2 separate regions of the Mus musculus genome follow, and region 1 is linked to region 2. A link is a contact called in ENCODE POLR2A ChIA-PET data. All regions are on one chromosome and are shown on one strand. The core of a region is the stretch at or near the end of the contact, and the rest is flanking DNA. Distances in the headings are between cores, read along the strand shown.

Region 1 (3,324 bases), core at 195-2,694, 55 kb after region 2:
GTGTGGAGTCTGGACTTCAGAGAAAGGCTAAAGTGCAGGCAGGCTTGAAGAACAGGGCCTCCACATGACCACAGGCAAATGGCACAGAACAGGCAGGCAGCTGAGTGCTTCCTTTCCAGGGAGGGACAATGCACTCAGCTCTAAGGCAAAGGCAGTCCTCAGCAGTACTCCTGAATCAGCCCTTGCTGTGCACTGTAGATCTCCCAGTTGTCTCTGCTGGGTCTTGGCATTGCTCTCCTGGGACATCTCCTTTCACCACGGGTTTCCTTCCCTCCTCTGCCATAGGCTCTCAGGCGGTGACAGGAACTTTCATGAGCAGTGTTCAAACACAACTCATCCCTGTGGCTGAGGCCCTGTGCTGGTGCCATGTGTGTACCATGAAATGCAAAATGGCTAGGTTGTCATCTGTTTTTAGCAAAGTGAAGGGCCCTTGAAGAACGAAATTCTATAGCTGAAGAGAAATTAGCAGTGGACATCAAGATAAAAAGAGGCCAGCCCTCCTCTCTGGTAGGGTATACAGCCTTAGGCATGTGACAGGCATCCCGGAGGCCAGCCAGATCATCAGGTAATGATTAATAACCAAGACCCATGAACCAAGGATTAACTAAAATCATGAATCAGCTTGTGGGTGTGTGAGTGAAGTCAGCGAGAATGACCTTGTTGTGGATAAGAGCCATGTCTGAACTTGGCAGGAAGGATCAGTAATTCTCATTAGCTTGGAAATGACATTGCTAATGGTGACAAAGCAACTTTCCCACAGGAGTAACTGCAGGGACTCACAGGCTGCACTGAGACCTAGAGCAGGCTGGACAGAATGTGTCTGGTCATCCAGATAAAGTTAAGTGTGAGCTGTGTCCCTCCTTTCTGCCCTCTGGCTCTTGAGTTTTTTAATCAAAGCAGGACAAAGATTAAGATAGATATCATGCTATGGCAGGATTTTAATATTAACATGCTTCACCAGAGAAAACAAGGAGGGAGCAGTGTGACCTGTTGTGTTTAACTTAGCCTTGAATTTGAGACAATGCATTAATTCTGCAATTTAGGGCTACTTAACAAGCCATCCCTGAAATCCAATAGTTCAATGTCACATTGTTACATAGCAGAGGGTTCTCAGGGTTGACTCTGTGGTATTATTTCTGCTCCTAGTGCAGTTTTCCCTCCTTCCTTTCTTCCCTTCTTAGCCAAGATGTCTCTTTCAGGTTACTCACAGGATCATGGAGAGGAGAGGTGACTTAGAGGCCCATAAGCATGACACCAAGAACTTCATGAATGGAGCCAGATCTTCAGGGAAAGGTGGTGGCTTGTCAGCCCCTCCCGATGATTTGGCACCTTTCTAGTCTATCATGAAACTCTGGAATCTTGGACTCTGTGTGTGTCTGTGGGAGGGGCTGTTCCCTATTTGTCCCCACACCCTGGGTAAGAATTGTCACCTTACTAAAGGAGCGTGCACACTCCTCTGGAGCTGGACTGTGAGCTGAGTGGAGAAGAAGCCAGGACTCTCACTAGGTCAGTGTTCTCTCTTATAACCTGTGGAACCTCTTCCCAGGTCTGCAGCACTGCAAACTAGTTTTTCAGCGTTTTATTTAGTTAGCATGCACTGATTGCATAAGATAATTAGATTTATTATGTAATCCTCACCCATGTATATAATAGGCTCTGCTCATATTCAATGTCCATTACGATTGATTTACCTGCATTTGGTTCTGGTTCATATGCATTTCTTTGAGACTGAACATCCAGTACCCACCTATTGCTCCCCCTCTATTCCTTCTTTCGGTTCTCCCTCCCTCCTCATCCCTTTTCCCTCCATCTTTCCCTCCTCCAGTCTCCCGTCCTCCTTTTCTATCCTTTCTTCTTTCCTTCTGTTCCTTCCTCCTCTCCTTCTCCTCTTTTTTCCCCTTCTACTTCTGTCTGTCCCCTCCTTCCTGCCCCTCCTTCAGTGTCACTGAGCCAAAGGGTGGGGTTTAACAGATTTGCAGGGGAATCTAAGGGCATGGGGTTTAGGATAGTGAGGTCTGGGCCTGGCCTGTCCTCTCAGGCAAAATGAAGATCAACAATGTTCTTCTGCATCCCCAAACCCACAGAGAACTTGCAGATTCCTCTCACTTAAGAAGTGAAATTCATGCTGGGCAGTGGTGGCTCACACTTGTAATCCCAGCACTTGGGAGGCAGAGGCAGGCGAATTTGAGAGTTCAAGGCCAGCCTGGTCTACAGAGTGAGTTCCAGGACAGCCAGGGCTAACCCTGTCTCAAAACAAACAAACAAACAAACAAACAGACAGACAGACAGACAGACAGACAAAGCGAAATTCACCACAGACCCTCCCGGGTCCCTCTCCCAAATCAAATTCCCAGCTCGGTTTTCTAGATCATTTGTGTCTGATATGCGGATTCCCATTGCTTTGATAATTCTGTTGAAAGAACGGGGTACTTAGATTTGTTACGTTATTGCTAGTTTATTATTTAAAAACTCAATACAACCTGTTTGTTTAAATGGTGAGCCTGAGAAAGCAAGAGGGAAAAGAGTGTGAATCTTGAACTATGGAGCCTTGGGATATCTGAGGACTGTGGCCTGAACTTGCCACCGTGTACCGTATTTTCTACATGACCATAGAGGTGCATACAAGGGTAGGAAACAGAACTGCAGAGAGAAGTGTGCAATGGCAGAGGCAGGGTGACATAAGGCCAATGGAAACTTTTGAACAGAGTAGACCAGGAATCAAAGAACCAGGGAGGATCTGTGCCTCATTCCCCTCCAGGATGGCTCTTCACCCCCAGGCTCAGCAGGCTCCCAGGTTTTTAGTAACTATAGGCTCTAGGCAACTCTGCTTCTGTCCTCAAGGGCAGCTGAATCTGGTTTGGTGCAACTGCAGGTGGGTGGCCACCCCCTGCAAGCCAGCCATGGAGGAGGCAGACTGCCCTCTCCAGTGTGTGTTACTAAACACATCCACCCCACAGGCTCCTGGGCTGACCTCTCTGCCTTTTCACCCCTAGACCGTGAACCACAGTTGCTGCAATGGCCGGGAAGCCCGTGCTTCACTACTTCAATGCCCGGGGCAGAATGGAGTGCATCAGGTGGCTCCTGGCTGCAGCAGGGGTGGAGGTAGGTTGTGCAGGGTTCCGCAGCTGGACCTCAGAGCCAGTTTAAAATACTTCTCTAAGCTGAGAGAGTCCATGCCAGGAGAAGCTCGTGAAGTTTGCCTTTAATGGTTAACTGTCTAGTACTAAAAAGGGGATGGATCGACTGGACATAGTGAAATTTTACTGTGCTTTCTAGGAAAAAATCATCCACAATTAAAATCAAATAATTAATCGCTTACTTGAG
Region 2 (3,001 bases), core at 262-2,761:
TTCTTACTCTTTCTCTAAAGTTCCCTCTCCCACCATGAAGCCACTTATCCGTGCTAGACTAAATGGGATGACTTTGCTCATTACCTTCTCCATTTTCCTCCTTCAGCAGCTTAAAGTTACAGCCTACCTGTCCTGGGTGTTTGCCTTTTCGAGTGTAATAGCATTTGTCCTAATAACATTTTTTTAAATAAATAAATTTAAGCAGGGACTGGTAAATAGGCTCATGCTCTTATTTCCAGAGTTTGGGAGGCAGGCAGATCTCTAAATTCAATGCTACCCTGGTCTACAGAGAAAGTCCCTGAACAGCTAGGGCCACACAGAGGAAACCTGAAACAAACAAACAAGTAACTAAATAAATGTTTAAAACAAGAGAGAGAGAGAGAGAGAGAGAGAGGAAGGAAGAAGGAAGGAAGGAAGGAAGGAAGGAAGGAAGGAAGGAAGGAAGAAAGAGAGAGGTGGGGTAGAACTGTTCCCAGACAGAATCTTTGTTACGACTGCTTGGAACCTTCACCTGAACTCATATTCTCTCTCTCTCTCTCACACACACACCTTTTAAACATATTTACATCTCTATTTACATCTATTAACATAACAGAATTTTTAAAGATTTAAAAAATTTTTAATTAAAAAAAAATTTTTTTCCTGTCTCTAGCTGCATAGTCGGCCATCAGTGGAAAGAGAGGCCCTTTGGTCGTGCAAACTTTATATGCCTCAGTACAGGGGAATGACAGGGCCAAGAAGTGGGAGTGGGTGGGAAAGCGTGTGGGGGACTTTTGGGATAGGATAGCATTGGAAATGTAAATGAAATAAATACCCAATTAAAAAAATAAAAATATATATTTTTTTTAAGTTAAAGAATAAAATAAAGTTTTAAACGAAAATTAAATTGCAGGAACTACAAAAGAAAGGCAGACTGCCACATGCAGCGCCTCATTTGGATGTGTCTGGAGTCTTGGAAGCTTGACTACCCTACGTTCTCCTACAATGGACCTTGAGAGCTTGTTTGGAGGTTCTAGCAGGGGAGCGCAGCTACTCGTATACCCTTGACCGAAGACCGGTCCTCCTCTATTCGGGGAAGGTCGTCCTCTTCGACCGAGCGCGCAGCTTCGGGAGGGACGCACATGGAGCGGTGAGGGAGGAAGGGGACACCCGCCTAGCCAGCCAGATCAGCCGAATCAACCCTGGCGATCAATGGGGTGACAGATGTCGCAGCCAGATCGCCCTCACATCCGAGAGTAAGCAGGCTCTTGGTAGGTATATAAGGCCATAGAATTTTGTAACTTTACACATGTGGTGACCTTATGTAGCCGACTGTACTTGATATTATAACAAATCCTGAATCCGTTTTAGGGTTAAATAATCCTTTTTATACTCGCTTCGTTCTAAGTTTAAATTAAAATACTTAAATTTAGGATGTTTTTACTGTTAACCAAAATGCTTTGGGGCTATGCAAAATACAACAGTTTGGATTGGTTAAACCTTCCGAAGCCCCGCCCCCGACGGCCATGTCTATTCTACGGCCCGGCTCTGCTCCTGGCCCAGGCGCCCGTGTCCGGTGCGGTCCCATACGAGATGGGTTCTCTGCCTTCGGTGCGTGTCGGCGCCTCTGCCAAGGCGGAGCGGACGGCGAAAGGTAGACCCAGCGCATCTCCAGCTTCACGAGACTCACGCGGCCTTCCGTGGGCCGTAATCGTCTGTCTCCCTCTGTGGCCGAAGTGACACACCGAAGCGAGTAAAAAGCTAATTCCTAGAACAGTGTGATGCACCCGGCCCTCCGTTGGCTTCCCGTGCCCTTTGTAGCTAAATTTGGAAAATCCTGAGTTTCTCAAAGTCCAAGAACTTTATAATGTGCACTGCTAGGCTAATACCTTTACAACGAATGCCCCCCAGCTTCCCTGAATCGGAATGTGAAAGTGACACACTGAAAACCAAGGCTAAGGGTTCTGTCCTTTCTTTCACGTGTTAAAATGGTGGCATCTTTTTAATGCGCGAGGGAAAACGCAACAACAATAATAAAACACTCCTCCCAAATCCTGAACATTCAGTTATGTCCAGAAAATTGGGATGAAGATAGGACTTTGCTTTACCGCTCTGTACTGCGTTCGGGTTTTTTGTTTGTTCGGTTTGTTGTTTGGTTTTTGGTTTAGTTTGGTTCGTTTGTTTTCCAGAAAGGCCGAAAGCCATCGTGACGTCGAGGCACAAGCTCCACTGTCCTAACAGTAGAGGTCGCATGGAGTTCGTGAGACGGGCATTAGCTGCCGCTGGAGCTGTACCCAGCCCACCGTATTTTCACAAATTAGCCAGACAATACGCCTTCTCTTCGCATCACTACTGGTCCGGGTCAGCCATAAGATCCTTCCTGTTAGGGACTTTTCTTTGAACTAAGATGTAATTAACGGGATTCATTACCCCTTTTAAGTTACCCTTGGTTTCTACGAGGGATAACAGGTAATAAGGACAAAGGGAAGTAATGTAAATTTTGTCAGTTTTATTGATTATACACCCTCTAGGTGAATTTTCTGTACCTGCGTTGCACGGTTGGAAGCCTTGTTTCCTGGCCTGCGAGTGCAAGTTTTGCTTTTGTTCTATTCTTCAGCTTCCTGTGGAGATTTTCAGATACAAGCAAACAAAACATTGCATAACTCTGTGTGCAGCCCTTACCCGGATGTGTGCAGCTTTAGGGTGTGCTTGGTATGTCTCCTGCCTCCTCTTGGTTTGTGGGAGTCTTTCCTCCTAACATAGTTTCATATGGGAGTGCCACGATTTGGTATTTATTTCCAACGGGTAAAGGTTATCACACCCACCAAAAAATCTGCAAGGCTTTATCCTCAAAGCAGTCTGTCTCATGCGGAGTTTTTACTAATGTGTCTCGGTGCTGCTCTAAACAAGGTCTGTAGACTTTACACTATGAATAACTTGAGATTTATAAAAATGTTGTAAAGTTGAACCTCAGAGCCCTCAGTCCTCCCGGGTGCTAACGCCTTACATAACCATGATAAAC

The links. ChIA-PET counts read pairs that join two places held with the same protein, here RNA polymerase II (POLR2A).
Region 1: POLR2A ChIA-PET joins it to region 2 with 10 read pairs in Patski. The contact joins the promoter of Gsta1 here to the promoter of C920006O11Rik in region 2. POLR2A ChIA-PET finds 5 or more read pairs at or near these places in 2 of 5 experiments (Patski and embryonic stem cell).

The regions. Positions count from the first base shown.
Region 1 is chr9:78,229,225-78,232,548 of GRCm38, forward strand. Gsta1 (glutathione S-transferase, alpha 1 (Ya)) reads left to right here and starts at 1,445. Exons shown (of 7, transcript NM_008181.3): 1 at 1,445-1,506; 2 at 2,994-3,102. The coding sequence starts at 3,016.
Region 2 is chr9:78,174,403-78,177,403 of GRCm38, forward strand. It overlaps C920006O11Rik (RIKEN cDNA C920006O11 gene), which reads left to right and starts at 1,512. Exons shown (of 4, transcript NR_040401.1): 1 at 1,512-1,633; 2 at 2,169-2,340; 3 at 2,597-2,691. Rn7sk (RNA, 7SK, nuclear) reads right to left here and starts at 1,231; the gene lies at 900-1,231.